2 separate regions of the Homo sapiens genome follow, and region 2 is linked to region 1. The links are chromatin contacts, found by Hi-C or POLR2A ChIA-PET in ENCODE. All regions are on one chromosome and are shown on one strand. Each heading gives the region's core, a stretch centred on a gene start or an enhancer-like site at or near the end of the contact. The rest is flanking DNA. Distances are from core to core; before and after follow the strand shown. Region 1 overlaps NOL4L (nucleolar protein 4 like). Region 2 holds the start of NOL4L-AS1 (NOL4L antisense RNA 1).

Region 1 (3,132 bases), core at 340-2,839:
CATCAGTACTCCGTGGGTTTACTTATCAGAGGCCACATGGGTGTGCACAGGGTGGAAACAAGCACCAGGGAAGATGTATCATTAACAGGTATGTGGGTGGGAGGATGCATGCACACGTCTCAGGGAGGGTACAGGCCAGACCCTCGTGCATGGAGAAGCAGTGGGAGGCATGGATGGAACTTTGAGAACGGGGCAGGCTGGCCATTCCCAACTGGAATCCGGCTGGGAGGAAAGGGGCTGGCCGGGGCCTTGCAAGGCAGGGGAAACATGTTGTTCACTTTTTTGTTTTGTATGGTTGGTTTTTAAGTGAAATTTGAGATTTAAAAAAAGTTAAACGAAACAAAACAAGGCGCTTTGGGCAGCACCACGGACCCATACTGGCCTCTGGGACTAGCAACAACAGCTGCTGGACACTTTTCTGTGCCAGCAAAAGCTGGCGTCTTCAGGGACAGTCCACTCTTAGATGGCCCCCGCCCTAGCCCTCCAGCACGCCACCCCTGCTACCTTTGGGTTCCAGGCCATTGGAGTTAAAGTGCATCCTCTTCTGACACTCCGTACAGCTCATCAGGAACCGGGTCACGGCCTCTCTCGGGAGGAAGGCATAGGTCTCTGCGATCTGGAGGAGAGAAGAGCTTCGCTTGTTATATGGATCTGTGGGGAGGCAACTTGGCCATGGGGTCACCAAGGTCTGAGCTTTGGTGGCAGGTGCTTCGGCTCTTGCAAGGAAAGTCAGGGATTTGAGGAGCAAGGGACAGGTGTCCTGGATTCTCAGCTGTGGCAATGAGACAGTACTTTTGTGGAAAACCATTTGTTTTAAAAATCGCAATAAAGGAGGTTAAAAATTGAAAAAGCAAACCCTTTAAACATTATCTAGTCTTTAACCTATATTCTAATAAGTAACATTCCTCAGAACATTTTATTGCTGCTACAAAAAAATGGGCTTACAAACATTGCTCTAGCGTAGGGTGAGCAGTTCCCCTCTTAGAGATGGATAGACTGAGACCCACAGATAAATTCACTGCCCCAGGCCCATACACAGAACCAAAGGTCCTACAAGCCATCTCCTGTGATCACTGACAGGTCAAGAACCTTCTTAGGAAGAGCTGTGAAGGGCTAGTACCAGGCATCAGACTTTTCAAACTAGACAGGCTCTGCAGGACCCCCATGTTCCAGGCAACTATGGCTTGGAGAGGTGAGCTGACTCCCCAAGGTCACAAGGAATTTTCAAGGCAGTGCCAGACTAAACCCCATGTTCCAGGTCACACCACTCCACAGTTGCCTCCAGAAGGCCTCCCCTAGTTGAGGAGGAGGACAGGGATGCAGAGGGCTGGGGGAGAGACACAAAGAAGGGAGGGAACATGAAAAAAGGGCTGGGTGGGGGAGTGGGGAAGAAGTGGCTGTGGGCCTAGGTGTCCAGCCCTTTCCTCTTGCTCTGGGTTTTGGAAAAGCCACTGACCCTGATTTAGCTGTCTGGTGGGGCCAAAGAGTCCCTTCAGTCCCAGGTTCCCTGGGCTGAGACTGCCCAGTTACTGGTTTTCCATGTGCTTCCTGGAGCCTGGGTCCTCCCGCACCTCTCCACTAAGGGGCAGCATCACCCAAGCGTTCCGCTGTCCTCGCCGCAGCCCGCAGCCGGGCTGGGAAAGTTGGCCAAGGGTGAGGGGCTGCTCTGCGCTGCGCTTGGCCCCGCCTTCCCACAGCAACTGCAGGGGTTTGCTCCTTTAGAAATGCACGAATGTCCTTCTCCATCTCTGTGATGGCTGGAGGGTAGAGGTGGGCTAGGGCGGGGCTGGGGAGTGGAGTTGTGGGGGGATGCAGAAGGCTTGGGGTGTCCCAGGCTGTGGCTGGGCTCTTGGAGGACCAGCTCAGGCACAGCTTCCAGCTCAGCCCACTGGCAGAGTCCAGGGGCCACTCTTGCCAGCTGCAAATGCGAAGTTAATTTTGGTGACACAATTGTTATTTCTCAGCTGATTTGATGCTCTGTGGAGCAGGCAGGCTCCTTGATGAGTTATCTCCCTTCCAAATTCCCTGTCTGATTGCCTTCCTCTGGAGGTCAGGGACAAGGGCAAACCCCAGTGTCTCTGACTGGAGCAGCGGATGGGAGAGCAACATCAGGGATGCAGCTGGTCCTTGTCAGGTGTCAGGTCCGAGGGATGGGGCTTTTCTGCCATGCACACAGAGAGCTTCATCCCTAGCCCAGGCCAGGATAAATGTGGCCACCACTCTACCCCTGGAGAGGGAGCCATTCCTGTGCCCTCAGTAGGCCAGGCAGCAAGAAGGGCCCTGCCCATCCTGTGTGCAGCCCTCAGCAGAGCAGCCCAGGGCTGCCTGGAAGTCTGGGGGCACGTTCCTCTCAGGCCAGCTGGGTCTGGAGAGAGATGTCTGGCTGAAGGGTGGCAGCTGCAGGAGCAAGTGTGCAGGAGGGAAGGGCGTGTGCTAGGCAGAGCAGAGGGCTGTGGCTGACTTGGGCCGACAGATGCCCCTCGGCTCCCCTGAGACGTGGCACCCTAGGTCAGGCCTCAGGAGAGCTCAGTGGAGGGCCCGGGGGAGGGTTGCACAGTCAGCTGGGAGAAGAGGGCCAGGTCCCTACCATGAGGGCAGCCCTACTAAGCTACCCAAAGCTTGCCTGCTCACCTGCCAATGGGCAGAGAAATATTTTTTAAAGGGCTCAGGGGGTCCTCCTGGCCTGGCTGCTCTGCTGAGGGCTGCACACAGGATGGGCAGGGCCCTTCTTGCTGCCTGGCCAGCTGAGGGAATAGGAATGGCTCCCTCTCCAGGGGTAGAGTGGTGGCCACATTTATCCTGGCCTTGGCAGGGACCCCAGCAGTGTGCAAAGGCTGGCTGGCGTGCCACAGGGAGGGGAGTGCTGAGCACACACCTTCTGGCCCTGGGTCCCATTGATGGGTGGAAGGGGAGGATAGAAGGCTGACAGGTGAGAAGTCCTTGGAACTGCCTGAGGGCCAGGGAGGGAAGCCCTGCCCCACAAGGCTGGATTGTCTGCAAGCCTGGCTTAGAGCTCCCTGGGGAGTCAATAAAGCGCAGAGTCCAGCCCAGCTCTGCACTGCCGTAGGGACCTGTATAGAGGATGACAAACCCTCCCCCTGCAACCTTCAGCAGGCATCTTCTGATTCATCT
Region 2 (3,132 bases), core at 295-2,794, 39 kb after region 1:
TGTTATTACGTTCATTTTGCAGATCAGCAAATGGAGGCCTACACAGGGGAGGGAATTTGCTTGGGCCACACAGCTGTCAAATAGCGGAGCAGGGATTGGAACCCAGGCCCCCAGGCGCCAGGACTGGAATGCATGGCCTAGTTCTGAGGGCCCAGTGGCTGCCACTGTTCCTGGCACTTAGTAGGTACTGAGGTTTGTCTGTAACGGGCCCCAGAAGGACACAGTCACCTCCGAGCTGGCTGCCGCCCTCCTCCCAGGCGTGGGCATCCCTCTCGCCTGAGTGGGCCAAGCTGTCCCAAGGGACCACGGCCAGCCCAGGCCTGCCCAGGCCCTGCCGCCCACGCGGCCTCCCTGAGCCGCCAGCAGGCCAGCAGTGTGGCCTGCCCTGGGAGACCAAGCCTCCCTCTGCCTCCAGGGTGGCCCAGACAAAGGCGGCGGTGTGCCCGGCCCCCTGGCACTCGGGCTGCCTTCTTGTCCTCCTCCTCCTCTTGCTCCAGGGCACTCGCAGAGGTTCTTTTCACAAAGGAGCTGGAGGATGGGGGGCAGGGCTGGGCAGCCCCAAGGCAGGGGAAGGGAGCACTGGTGAGGCCACGCCCTGCCAGGCCTGACTCCTCTCCCAGCCCCGTCACACAGGCACCCAGTGGGCACCAATCGTGGCCTGCTGAATAATGACCATTCTGAGTACTGAGTGTGGCCAGGGTGGGGCCCTGGCACACGTGGACACCACTAATCCTCCCGACAAGAGATGGGGTTTCACACTTAGGCTGAGGAGGGGAGCGTGTCAAGGGAGCTATTATTTCCCCAGTGTAGTCAAGAGGAAACTGAGGCTCAGAGAGGCCGAGCCACCTGTCTAAGGTCATACGGTTCAAAGTGGGACAAACTCACCCCCGACCCAGGTCTACCTGATTGCCACAGATGGCATGCTACCCGCTGCCCCAACTGTCACCTAACAAACAATTAATAATAAAAAGAGAAACAATGAACATTTAGCAAGCATTTAATATGTGGCAGGCACTGTGCCTAAGGCATTACCTATATTAAGTGATTTAATCCTCCCAACAACCCTATGAGGTAAGAACTGTTATTATATCCATTTCATAGATGAAGAAACTGAGGCTGGCAAGGTGGGGCAATGCACCAAAGGACAAACAGCAAGGATTTGGTGGAGTGGGTTTCAACCCAGCCCTCCAGAACCTGTGCGCCAAACCACAGTTCTATCCTGGACGGCTGGATGGGGGACGGACAGACTGACGGATGGGACTGATGATTGACAGCTCTGTCCCACCTGCACCAGGCCTGAGGCTGGGCACCCAGTAGGAGCTTAGCCAGCATCGGCCACAAGAACACTGGGCATTCTCACGCAGTGCCTGCCGGAGGGGCCTCATGTCCCCAGCAGGGCCGGAGCTTGGGGGCGGTGGGCAGTGTGCCTGGGCTGCTGGGGGGGCCCAACTCCCTCCCGAGCAGAGCCACGGCGGCATGACGGATGTGCCCGCCACCGCGGGGAGCCCAGGGTATAGCAGTTGCCTGGAAACAGGCTGCTCTCGCGGCCCACACTCAGACCTTTGTCACCATCTCAAGGACCTTTTTTTCCCTCTTCCTCCTTTCACGATGGAGCCAGACCCTGCACGCAGGTGAGAAACCGCAGCCAACCCCACCAGCAGCCCCCTGTCACCAGGGACCATGGGGGCCCTTGGGGCCTGGTTGCGGGTGGGGAGGTAGGTGGGTGCCGGGAGGATGAGGGGAACCTGCAGCGGGAAGTCAGCGCTCCACGGGCGGCCCAGCCGAGGCTTGGAAAAATCCCGACGCTGGAATGCTTCTCTCACTGGCTTTATTTTCCCCAAGCTTCCCTGACAAAAAACGAGGCTGAGTCCTTTTTCTTAATGGCGCAATACAAGAAGCATCAGCTTCCAGAGCCGAGGGTGTGCCCAAAGGATCTGGGCAGGGCTGGGCCTCTGGGGGGCCCAGAGCAGGGGACAGGTGTGGTGCCCCCAGCACAGCAGGCACTAATTGGCTCTCATGCCGGTGGCCCTGAGAGGGGATTAACTGGGCCCTGGGGAACTGGCTGGGGATGGGGCCACGCCCCAGCCAGGGTTGGGCTTGGGGACAGGAGTGTGGAGGAGCAACAGTGAGGACTCTGGGGTCACCCCAGCATGGGCCCAAATCCCAGCTTTGTCTCTTGGGCAAGTTATTTGTCTCCCCTGTGACTCAGTTTTCTCCTCAATGAATGGGGAGGACCTAAAAGGGTGGTTATGAGAATCAAACAATATAATTCGTGTAAAGTACCTAGCACATTAGCTGGGCATGGCGGCACGTGCCTGTAGTCCCAGCTATTCGGGAGGCTGAGGTGGGAGGATCGCTTGAGCTTGGGAGGTTGAGGCTGCAATGAGCCGTGGTCATGCCACTGCACTCCAGCCTGGGTGACAGAGTGAGACTCTGCCTCAAAAAAATAAACAAATAAATAAATAAAATATCTAGCATATAGCAAGTGCTCAATGAAAGACCACAGGCGCGCTTACTCCGAGGGCCATGGGGTGCCTGGCTCCAGGCATGCCGTCAGGACTATTTCATTCTCACCCTAAGCACTCAGGGAGGCAGGAAGTCCACAGTCCACTCACTGGCCATAGGCAGAACTGAGGCTCCAGGAGGAATGGCATTTGCCTAGTGACACTGGGGAGCATGAGATGTCAGATTGACTTCCACCCCCCACCCGCCCATCAGGCTTCCGGCTTCACTGTCTCAGCCACTATCTCAACCTCCCCGATTAGCAGTGCTGAACGCTGACCCTGAAAATCAGACCTCAACGCCGCCTGCCCCAAACATTCCTGGGCTCCCCAGTGCCCAGATAAAATCCAGGCTGATTTGCTGGGCACTAGAGGCCTGTGTGCTATGGCTCCGCCCACCTCAGGTTTAAATGACACTTCCATGCCTCTGCACAGGCTGTCTCCTCTACCTGGGACACCCACCCTCTGCTTAGCCCCTTGGTGAGCCTCAGCCCTAGGGTATACTCTGCCAGAAAATCTCCCCAGCCCAGACTCCAGGCCAAGCCAGGGACTCCTCTGCTCCCTACCCTCTGGGTAGCCCTGGGAGATCTCCTCCCCGGAGTCACCAGCCAGCAGGGAGAATGCTCCCGGC

Evidence for each region. A loop is a pair of places that touch in the nucleus more often than their neighbours do. ChIA-PET counts read pairs that join two places held with the same protein, here RNA polymerase II (POLR2A).
Region 2: a loop to region 1 is called in a map of HepG2, with 2.5 times the contacts of the local background. The contact joins the promoter of NOL4L-AS1 here to the enhancer-like site in region 1. A Hi-C loop is called at or near these places in 4 of 168 maps with a recorded cell type or tissue (CD14-positive monocyte, CD8-positive, alpha-beta T cell, HepG2 and 1 more). POLR2A ChIA-PET finds 5 or more read pairs at or near these places in 23 of 52 experiments (AG04450, B cell, CD4-positive, alpha-beta T cell and 17 more).

What each region holds. Positions count from the first base shown.
Region 1 is chr20:32,520,307-32,523,438 of GRCh38, forward strand. NOL4L (nucleolar protein 4 like) reads right to left here. Exons shown (of 11, transcript NM_001256798.2): 3 at 505-616. Among named protein-coding and RNA genes, the nearest start is that of NOL4L-AS1, 39 kb to the right of the region's middle. Within about 2 kb of position 1,590, at least 5 of the 41 ENCODE cell types and tissues checked have a DNase peak (open chromatin) inside an H3K27ac peak, as active enhancers do; they include CD4-positive, alpha-beta T cell, CD8-positive, alpha-beta T cell and natural killer cell, where a contact is called at or near this core.
Region 2 is chr20:32,559,549-32,562,680 of GRCh38, forward strand. It overlaps NOL4L-AS1 (NOL4L antisense RNA 1), which reads left to right and starts at 1,545. Exons shown (of 3, transcript NR_199031.1): 1 at 1,545-1,631. All of the region lies in intron 1 of NOL4L (nucleolar protein 4 like), which reads right to left. RefSeq lists an enhancer at 2,322-2,973.